Regions from separate parts of the Homo sapiens genome. Here region 1 is linked to region 2. Evidence: read pairs that join two places in POLR2A ChIA-PET (ENCODE). Cell type or tissue: OCI-LY7. All regions are shown on one strand. Links, peaks and the distances in the headings refer to the core of each region. The heading gives the core; the rest is flanking DNA.

What was found. Peaks named below come from ENCODE experiments on the same cell type or tissue, not always from the same donor. Only the 100,000 strongest peaks of a DNase experiment are listed, where the experiment ranks them.
Region 1: POLR2A ChIA-PET joins it to region 2 with 8 read pairs; 10 of 35 experiments call an interaction of 5 or more read pairs at or near these places.

What each region holds. Positions count from the first base shown.
Region 1 is chr2:224,577,431-224,580,244 of GRCh38, forward strand. The region is part of intron 1 of CUL3 (cullin 3); the gene reads right to left. Among named protein-coding and RNA genes, the nearest start is that of CUL3, 6.5 kb to the right of the region's middle. In OCI-LY7, for the core only: no CTCF peak of the experiment used is centred there; no DNase peak of the experiment used is centred there; H3K4me3 peaks cover 1,370 bases; H3K27ac peaks cover 1,328 bases.
Region 2 is chr2:224,644,883-224,647,696 of GRCh38, forward strand. All of the region lies in intron 2 of LOC105373909 (a long non-coding RNA gene), which reads left to right. Among named protein-coding and RNA genes, the nearest start is that of CUL3, 61 kb to the left of the region's middle. In OCI-LY7, for the core only: CTCF peaks have their summits at 1,576 (motif pointing left) and 1,795; a DNase peak (open chromatin) is centred at 1,549; H3K27ac peaks cover 1,200 bases.

The DNA of each region.
Region 1 (2,814 bases), core at 47-2,546, 68 kb before region 2:
TGGTGGCAGGCACCTGTAGTCCCAGCTACCAGGGAGGCTGAGGCAGGAGAATGGCGTGAACCCGGGAGGTGGAGCTTGCACTGAGCTGAGATCACGCCACTGCACTCCAGCCTGGGTGACAGAGCGGAGACTCTGTCTCAAAAAAAAAAAAAAAGGTGATGCAGCTAGAAAGACATGGAGCTGGTATTCAAGCCCACACTCTTAACTACTATGCTTTCAGTCTCTTTACTTTTTAGTCACATCCCTATATTCATATGTTGAATACTCCAGTGCAAAAGTAAATGAAAATTCTCTACAGACTATTCATAGTTTTATTCTCCTAAGTAGTCAAAGAAATGCAAATTAAAGCATTAAAGTACTATTTTTTCACCTATAAAATTAAACATACATTATGCTGGGTAAGATACTGCTACACAGAAGTTAAACGGATACAACCTTGAGAAATATAATTAATTCTTAAGAGTGCTCACTTTAGAGCCAGATTGCTTGGGTCAGAATCCTAGTTCTGCCACTTGGAAGAATACCTTAAGCAAATTATTTAGCCTCTCAAAGCCTCATTTGTAGAACAGATAATAGTAGTATTCAATAGAGTTTGCTCAAATGATTAAGTTTAGATATGCAGAGTACATGATAAGCATTTAGAAAGTGTTAGCTATTATTATTACCCTTATGGAGGTCAATTAGGTAATATATTTCAGTTACGTGCAGCCCAATAATTCCATAATCATAGATGGACTCAAATATTTATGTGTCTAAATAGTCATAGTTGCAATCTTTTTTAACAGAAAAAATATGGACTCCCTGGAATCAACCAAAATATTTGGCAATAGGGAAATGGTTAAGCAAACTGAAGTATGATAGTCATTAAAAACTATGTTTTCAAAAATTTACAGTAAGAAATTTTTTAACAGCAGCATATACAATGATTATCTTACCTTAATTTTACTGTCTGTTCAGCCAACAATATGAAATTAAAATTCCAAAAACACATGAAAATGTTAATGTTGTTTGTTTCCAAGTGGTAGGATTACAGGTGATTTTTTTTATTTCCCTACTTGTACATTTAGATAATTATCAATTTTTCTACCAGGAATATACATCATTGTTATAATTAGAAAAGCTACTAAAATAAATTCATTGCTTTAACAGACTATGGTTGAATAGTTTTCACAAGACACTGATAGACTAATAACTAATTGTAATTCATGTGTTAACTCAGTGATTTGTTCTTACTAGTAATACCTTTACATTCTGTTGACCTTACAATGGGCTAACAAGAACTACTTTTAAAAAAAAGTTGCATTATTTAAAACTACAAATTGTCTAGTAACTTTTATATAAACCTAACAGGACTACTAAAGACCATCCATGTACTCTGGAATGAAAATAACAAAAAATTCCCTTTAAAGTCCCCCAATGTATAATATAAAAAAAAGGCATACCACTTTTTCTAGCCTTAATCATATAATCTTCCTGAACTGGACAAATGCTTTCATCCCTTAACTTCATTTAATGAATGATGTACAAACAAATGAAGCATTCTCTAATTTGTTTGAATCAAGTTTGTGATTTATGTATTACTTAAAAAGCCAAATTTTTACATTATATTTCATATTACTTAAATAGTTTCTAATTCAATATTGGTACTAATAATTTTCCAGGTTCCTCTGAACTGCTATCTAGAAAGACAAGACAAAATAAATACTTTGTTAATAACAACCGTATGCTTTTATTTTTCTAACTTCTAAAGTCATAGTAGTACTAACAGCTATGACAATACTGGCTGTCCCAAAACTATAAACAGTATTAGTTTAAGTATAAGTAACACTTTAATGAATCTGTTTCACTTTGTTTCATAACATGAAAAATGAAAAGCAAATTTATAATTAATTCTCTGCTCAGTGTGATCTGCAAGACTACCATCCAGCTTTCCTCTATGTACCAGTCCAGGTAGTACTATGCCAACAACTACCTTCCCTAAGAAAGAGAAACCTACTATGAAGATGAAAGCTGTTCCCTCAAATCTGGCAAACATTTCTGTAGCTCGAAGAAAAGAAAAAAAAAAAAAGATTAACTGTACCCATCTGTCCTTAAGACTCTTCCTGTTCTTAAGTATATCACAAATGAACATAAAACTCCTTCACTAATGTGAGTCGCCCTGTATGTTCCAGCTAACAATCACTTCCAAACAGTTGCTGTCCATGCTACACAAGTGGAGTTCCTCTAGCATTAGGGAGTGGGCATTTTATCATAACACTCTTTCTCCTGATGAGTTAGCAAGCTTTTATAAACTAACTGAAGCTACTTCCAGGACCCCAGGGTAGAGATCTTAAGAGCCTGATTACATTCTGGAGACAGTCACCTTCATAACAGGTTTCCCAAACTCTGAAGGCTAGGCCAAGAAAGGCTTTATTACCGTTTGATACAGGAAAGGACAGCATTTTCATTCAAACGTATCCTCTCCAATTCTAATCAAGCTCATCAAACCCATGTGGGCAAAACCCCAGACAGTAAAAATGGTAAGAAATGATTTTTCAAAGATAAAGATAATAAAAGGTTCACCTGAAAGCAACTAATCCTACATAGTGGAACAAAGCCCAGGAGTAAGGAAGAGACTCCCTGGGGCAGAATTATTTGATCCAGACCCACATTATTTCCAGAAGTTTCACAATTACAGCCTGCTTTCTTTAAAAAGTTTTGTGGTCCTTGTTCCTCTGCATACAAATTAAAATTTAAACATTATCAAAAAGATGTGAAATGATACATTTTGTGCAAGGCGGGAAAGCTTATAAACTGGAATAAACTTTTCCTTTG
Region 2 (2,814 bases), core at 255-2,754:
CAGCACCTTGGGAGGCGGAGGCAGGCAGATCACAAGGTCAGGAGTTCGAGACCATCCTGGCCAACATGATGAAACCCCTTCTCTACTAAAAATACAAAAATTACCCGGGCGTGGTGGCGCACGCCTGTAGTCCCAGCTACTTGGGAGGCTGAGGCACAATAATCACTTGAACCCGGGACGCGGAGGTTGCAGTGAGCAAAGATCGCGCCACTACACTCCAGTCTGGTGACAGAGCGAGTGAGATTCAGTCTAAAAGAAAAAAAAGTTATTGTGTTAAATTTTATTACATCCTCCATTATCCTTGCTGATTTTGTGTTCCAGAAATAATTACAACATTATCACACAAATCTAATCTCTGGGATCTAAATGAGAGGATCACACACTCAGATGGCTACAGGGGCGAGACAGGTCACACAAATAAATGAGGGTGCAAGCTCTGCGATGAAGGGTCCACAATCAGAATCAGATCTGTTAAAATAGGCTATGGCCAACTATTTCAATACCAGCAGTATCACTTGCAGATTCTTTCAGAGAAGCTGGAAATCTGAAATTTTTATTAATAGATGAGATTTCTGGGTTTATTAATGTTAGCAGTTTAACCAAAGAGTTTAGAAACACCTTGTTGGCTAAAGAAATGTATGTTTCAGGGGAGTGGCCTTGACCCACAGACCACCAGTTTAGAAATGCTGATCTAGACTACTGCAGATTAGTTTGTGAGACCAGCCAGAAATAGGATCCAGAAAGGTCAATATACATGGGAGAATGGTTAGAGCACCAGGAACCACTGGAGTGACAGGCTCAGGTGGGTGGATCCTCAGAAGCTGCTCTGGGGCAGGAGAAAGACTGGACTTGGGAGCAAGAAGGATGCTGAAAAGATGAAGCCCGTGACCGAAGGTGACCTGGGCATACTTGACAAGCTAATCTAGGGCTGGCCCCAATGCCACAGATATCTGTATTTTGAATACAGGTTGTTTTTACTTCCTTGGCAATCAGGTTACACAGAGGCAGTATTGTTCAATTCCTATGGCTTCCCGGGACCTGAATTGCACCTGCTGTGCATAACGATGGCATCATCCATAATTAGGCAATGACTTGCTTTTGTCTTGAGGCTTCTATGGGCCTTACCTGATGCAGGCATTCTGGAGGGAGTGTAAGTGGAAAGACTCTAGCAGAGTCAGGTAATATAATTCAGCACACTAAAGTGAACTATGGAACAGGTGCACATACAATGCAATAGCTCAGTTTCACTTTTAATGACTTGCATTATCACACAGCTATTTGGTTATCGTTTTCATAACTCAACAATCTCAAATTAAGACTTTACTATACTTATATAATGGTCTTCTATCCATGGGCAGAGACAAGCAAGGTACAAAATCAGGGGGGAAAATGAAGGCTAAATATGTATTACTAATATTCAAAATGAGAATCAAACATTTGTTATTTAAAAGTTATAGGACAATAGCAGTTGATGAGTGGTTCTTAACGGGGGCAATTTTACCACCACCAGGGGACATTCGCAATGTTTGGAGACATTTTTGGTTGTCACAACTGAGGGTAGCGTTTGCTACTGGCATCTAGTGGTAGAGACTGGGGATGTTTCAGAATATCCTACAATGTACAGGAAGACCCCCAACAATGATCAGCCCCAACATATCAACAGAGACAAGGTCAAAATAGTTCGAAATATGCAATAGTTTGAAAGAAAAAAATTCATCTGCATGTAACTTTAGAAATGAAACTAGGGCGTAAATTAAAGGCAGCCATGCATATGCACGTAAATTAAAAGGTTAAAGGTGTGCATATGTGTGACTGATTACAGCAAATTGCTGTCTCTTCATGAACTCTTAGCTGAATTAATCAAACCAATTATATATGTAGGAAGCAACCTACCTCCTCCGATAACAAGAAAATCATTTTCGCATGCAGCTTTAAGCACGTGGAAGGCCCCCAAAAGATGAATGTGCTGATGACATGCAGAGCAAAAATCATACGAAGAGGAAAAACTTGAAGAGCAAAACCTAGGGTCCTTGATCCTTCCAAGTGGACCCACCAATTGTGTCTTCTCCACTCATTGCTCCCAGTGTGTGGTAGAGTTGATCTCCTTTGACATCTTGCTTTACTAACAGATGCTTTAAATATAAAACAAGTTCAAAGACAGGTAAACAGAAGCTGAGGCTTTCATGCAGTAGAGTGTACTGTGGCTAAGTTATCTGTCAAGTACAATGTTTACTCAGTTGAGATACCTCTCAATTGAAGATGCGGGCCATTATTTCCTAAAGGGGAGTTCTACCCTGAAGTATAGTCTGAGCTGTTAAGGACAGAGGATAACATAAAATAGCTGAAAAGTTTGGGATATTGAGATAAAATGCTGAATTTCGTATTGAGATAAAATGCTGAATTTCATGAAGCATCTAATAGAAAAGAAGCAAGATTGAGGGTTTTAGGTTTTGCATTTTTTTTTTTTTGAGACTGTCATGCTCTGTCACCCAGGCCGGAGTACATTGGTGCTATAGTGGTGCTGTCACTGCAGCCTCCGCATCCTGGGCTCAAGCTATCCTCCCACCTCAGCCTCCCAAGTAGCTGGGACCACAGACACATGCCACCACCCCCAGCTAATTAAAATATTTTTTCTTTTGTGGATACGGGGTTCCCCTGTGTTGCTCAGGCTGGTCTCGAATCCCTGGGCTCAAATGATCTTCCCACCTCAGCCCCCAAAGTGCTGGGATTACAGAAATGAGTCACCGCACTCAGGCATTTCGATTTTACTGAAAAGGGGCAGGAGTGTGGGGCCTGGCTTTTAAATGAAATCTG